2 separate regions of the Mus musculus genome follow, and region 1 is linked to region 2. The links are chromatin loops, found by intact Hi-C in ENCODE. Cell type or tissue: gastrocnemius. All regions are shown on one strand.

Region 1 (2,500 bases), 47 kb before region 2:
AGAAGGACAGGGAAGAGGAGGGGGAGGAGGGGAGAAGGGGGAGGAGGGAGAAAGGAGAGGGGGGAGGGGAAGGACAGGGAGGAGGGAGGGGGAGGGGAAGGAGAGGGAGGGGGGGGAGGAAAGGGAGGAGGAGGAAAGGAAAGTTTGCAAGAACCAAATGTGATGGATGACGCTGAAGGTAACAGGGTCTTCCAGACATGACAAGGCTCATGTGTATGTAATCTCAGAGACTGTGGCAGCACACACAAGAGACATACAGGTCACAACTCAGCACCAACCGGGGGAAGTGAACAAGGGCTCCCACCCCAGCCAAGAAGCTACCTGCAATTGATAGCCACTGACAAAGGAACATTAGTTTTCACCAATGGAATCTCACTGGGAGTATTAACCACACACCACAGCACAGGCCCCATGCCCAGGAGCAGTTGGCCAACACAAAATGAATTCAAAGAAGTTTTTGTAAACTTTTTTTTCCTTTGGTCTCATTTGCTTTGTTTGGACGTTTTGTTGTCTTATTGTCTTTTGCTTGTTTCTTCTCAGTTTATTGTTTTCTGGGCACTTTTGTGTTTCTTACTGTTTTTGTTTGTGTGTTTGTTTTTTTAAGAGAAGGGGGAAAGAACATAAAGCTGAGTGAGGTAGGAGACGGGAAGGATCTAAAAGGAACTGCAGCAGGGAGCGAGCATGATCAAAATATACTGTGCGAACATCTTTCTCAATTAAAAAAAGATGCAAGAGAGAGATACAAGCTCCTGAAAAGGAGATCACCAACCCCCTCTGACCACAGGAAGAAGCACGTGCTTATGTCCCTGGGATAGGAGAGAAACCACTTAGAAGAAGCAGTGGCGTTTGTGTTTGGTGAGTGGTTTCAGGCATTTAGTCCACAGTAGTCTGGCTGCCTTGTTCATGGGCTGTGACAAAGCAAAACATCAGCATGGAATGGACAGAGCCGAACAAAGCTGCCCCTCACGGAGGCTGTGCTGCAGAGAGAAGAGAATGCCTAGACACAGCCTCCTTTCCTCCACCTACACTATCTCTCCTTCCTCCTCTTCCTTCTCCTCCTCCTCCCTCTCCTCCTCCTCCTTGTCCCCCTTCTCCCCTCCTCCTCCTCTCTCTTCTCCTCCTCCTCCCTCTCCTCCTCCTCCTTCTCCTCCTCCTCCCTCTCCTCCTCCTCCTTCTCCTCCTCCCCCCTATCCTCCTCCTCCTTCTCCTCCTCTTCCTTGCCCACTTCTTCCCCTGTTCCTCCTTCTCCCCCTCCTCCTCCTTGTCTTCCTTCTCATCCTCCTCCCCCTCCTTCTCCTCCTTCTCCTCTTCCTCCTTGCCTTGATTGTAGGTGGGTTCTTGTCTTCCTTGTTCTGAGAAGTCCCTTGCAGGTAGACCCAGAAGTGTGCTTTACTGCCTCACTAGACAATCCCCCACCAAATCAAGACAGGAACATGTGAAAAGGAAAGAAGCTGCAGCCCACCTCTGCTCCCCCAAAGACTTCAGAGAACCCTAGAAACTGGAGAAGACTAATTGGCAAAGATCATCCTCTGTGCAACTATTCAATAAAGACTGAGAGAGGCCGATGCTTTTTCAAATACATAAAACTTAGCAAAATATCCACAAGGTACATGTGCCCACGCAAACATACATGCACATGCACACAAGTCCACAGAATCATGGCCCATTAGAGGGAACAAAATATACCCGGAAGCTGACTCCAAAGAAATATTAATCTATAAACTATTTGACAAAGTATTCAAAATAAATTGTCTTAAAGAAGTGCAACCATTTTATTTTGGTTTGGTTTGTTTTCCCAAGAGAATGCAGACAATTGGACAGCTAAATGGAATCATAAAGTAGGCCAAGACCAAAAAAAAAAAAAAAAAAGAAAGTGTCAATGGGAACCATTAAAAAGAGGCAGATTAGCTCTGGAATGGTAGGATTCGATAACCGAATGGGCACTGTAGGAAGTCACAGCATACTTGTCTGCAATTTAACACTGGTCACTTGGAAAAAGGGGAGATAAAATAATAAAGGAAGTCTAGAAGACTTATGAGACATCATCACATTTATCAACACACATACACACACTCATACACAAACACACTGTCTTTGTCAGGGTTTCTATTCCTGCACAAACATTATGACCAAGAAGCAAGTTGAGGAGGAAAGGGTTTATTCAACTTATACTTTCCACATTGCTGTTCATCACCAAAGGAAGTCAGGACTGGAACTCAAGCAGGGCAGGAAGCAGGAGCTGATGCAGAGGCCATGAAGGAATGTTAAGTACTGGCTTGCTTCCCCTGACTTGTTCAGCTTGCTTTCTGATAGAACCCAAGACTACCAGCCCAGGGATGGCACCACCCACAATGGGCCCTCCCTCCTTGATCACTAGTTGAGAAAATGCCCTACAGCTGGATCACATGGAGACATTTCCTCACCTGAAGTTCCTATCTCTGTGATAACTCCAGTTTGTGTCAAGTTGACACACAAACCAGCCAGTACACACACACACACA
Region 2 (2,500 bases):
CCTCAGCCATTCCCCACATAAGGCCTCATCCCCATGTTCCAGGCAGCAGCTAGGTCTCCCTCCCTCAGCTTCAGAAGCAGAAGGAAAAACCAAGATCCATCCATCTTCCATTTGCATCTTATTGGCCAAAATTCAGACCTGTGACCTCACCCAGCCACATGAGAGACTGGACAATGAGCCAGCTAAAAATCTGGACTAACGCAAGAGTGATTATCGTGAGGAGGCCAACTCTGCCTTCCACAGACAAGGGTGAAAACTGTGTTGACTACAACCCACTCGAAGGAGAACCATCGGATGTTTATGACGATGATGAGCGAATCTGGCTAACTAATGACTACAGTCCACCAGATAGCATTTGTGGGAGGCCCCTGGTTCAGCTTCAGCTCCTGCACTGACTCTGACTCCAACTAACTTCAGGCGGCTCTGAAACCAATTACGGAACTAAGCTGTAACCAATTAAGCGGTCTCTGCACACGCTCGTTCCCTCTCAGTGCTGTCAGATCCTATTATTACTGGGAGTTGTCTGAATTCGCCTTGGACCGCCCAATTTGCAAATCACTTTTGTTTTGTGTTGCTTTGTTTATAATTGCTCAAATTCACATTGAATTTAATTAGGTTAAGATTTCTCCTTTGGGCCGGGTGTGGTGGAACACATCTTTAACCCCAGCACTTGGGAGGCAGAGGCAGGCGGATTTCTAAGTTCGAGGCCAGCCTGGTCTACAGAGTGAGTTCCAGGTCAGCTTGGACAAGTTGGTGTGGGCACTGTCAAGGAGGCCCAATGGGGTTCTTCGTGGGTCTTTTCTCCTTTTCCAGGGATGGAGAGAAAGGATCTAAGCCATCTCTTTGCTCTGGATCTCTCACATGCTCACCTGTTACATTTGTGTCCCTTCAAGGCATTTTTGGTTCTTTGTCCAAAACACGTAGGCCACTCCAGGGGCTGATTCTGCATCCCCAGCAGCAAACATATTGTGTAACACATAGTAGGTGCTCAAAAAAAAAAAACAAAAATCTGTCTTTGGTGAATCCATACGCTTTATGATGGGTGCTGAGTGTGCAGAACTGGGAGGCAATGAGCACTACCCACTAGCACTCAGAGACAAAAGGAAAGGCCGGTGGGCGCCACGAGGAACAGCCCAGGCAAAGGCCCAGGGGCCTGCTGGCCAGGAGTCTGGGTAGCCAGACAAAGTGTAGGGAGTCACGAGGAGCACGGGCTTGAAGGGAGGTCGAGCCAGACTGGTAATTCCTTTCAAGTCCCAGTCGGAAATGTTGGCCTCAGCCGTGAAGGAATGGAGAGCCACCGGAGGCTTAAACAGGGGAACACAGATCAGGCACCTGGGACACTCTTGCAGCCGACAGAGAATGGGAGGAGGAGGAGAGAGCAAAATCAGAAGAGACTGGGTGGCCAGGGTGGCGGGAGGCACACCGAAACCAGGCTTAAGGTGGACAAGGAAAGCAGCATTGGGCTCAGCCAGGATGGAGGAGAGAGGGCTCGAGAGGCTCAGCCGGGCGGGCGGGCGGCGGTGAGAGCAGATGGGCTTAGAAGGGAGGAGGGGCCGAGCGAGGAGAAACAAAAGCACCCCAGATGGTCCAGGGAACTGTAGGAGGGGAAAGAGTGGGGGGTACAGACACCCAGCAGGGGAGGGGGCTGGGAAGGAGTTGGAGAGGGCCCTGGCTCCAGTCGAGGCAGACAGAGCTGCTGGCCGCCTGTATCTTTCTGCTCATGGCTCAGAAATGTCCCAAGCTTGCCAGGAGACTTCGGGCCCCTGCTGGCCCTGTCTCCTCCCAGGCCAGGCAGCTCCCTCATAGGGAGCTTTGGGACCGTCTCCCCTAGCCTTCCCATTGCCAAGTGAAGACCCCTGTCTCAGTCCCAGGGACACCTCTTGAGCAGACTAGTTAGGAAAGCAGACATCTGCAGAGGGCCTGTCAGGAAACAGAGGGGTGAGCAGAGGCCAGCGGGGGTTGCCAAAGGACCCACAAGTCCAGCAGGGCAGGAGGCAGAGTGGGGTCCAGGGTACAGTTGCGGCTGGTAAGGAGTTAATGTCTGGTTCACAGTGCTTCTCTGACAGGCCTAATGAGACCCAGGTGGTCCTCTGGCCCCTGACAGTGTAAGCTGATGCCGGGGGCCGGTTGTTGGGGTGGGGGTGGGGGGCATTCTGCAGTTCCAGGGGCGGAGCTGGGTCTGTGGGCTCAGACCCAACACATAACTGTGGGCGGCTGCAGTCTGGGGCCCCAGACAGCCAGCCTCTCTCAACTGAGCTGACACCATGAAGGTACTGGCCTGGAGGATCAAGACCATTTGTGGAGACAAGCCACTTGCCAGATAGGGAACAGCGAAGCTCAGTGGAGTTCTCTTGAAACTTAAGTTCTGGGGATATTGGGCCTTCCTCTGAAAGTTGAGAGGGGGTAAAAAAGACAGAGGGCAGAGTTCAGGCAGGGAGAGCCCTGGGAGGTGGGAGGCGTCTGGCCCATGTTGGGGGCTACACTCACCCCATTTCCCATC

The links. A loop is a pair of places that touch in the nucleus more often than their neighbours do. Peaks named below come from ENCODE experiments on the same cell type or tissue, not always from the same donor. Only the 100,000 strongest peaks of a DNase experiment are listed, where the experiment ranks them.
Region 1: a loop joins it to region 2, with 1.9 times the contacts of the local background. A loop is called at or near these places in 6 of 42 quality-filtered maps.

What each region holds. Positions count from the first base shown.
Region 1 is chr11:61,436,542-61,439,041 of GRCm38, forward strand. No RefSeq gene overlaps it. Among named protein-coding and RNA genes, the nearest start is that of Rnf112, 16 kb to the right of the region's middle. In gastrocnemius, no CTCF peak of the experiment used is centred here; no DNase peak of the experiment used is centred here.
Region 2 is chr11:61,483,216-61,485,715 of GRCm38, forward strand. Mfap4 (microfibrillar-associated protein 4) reads left to right here and starts at 2,216. Exons shown (of 6, transcript NM_029568.3): 1 at 2,216-2,270. The coding sequence starts at 2,265. In gastrocnemius, no CTCF peak of the experiment used is centred here; DNase peaks (open chromatin) are centred at 1,203, 1,610 and 2,077; H3K4me3 peaks cover 1,212 bases; H3K27ac peaks cover 2,258 bases.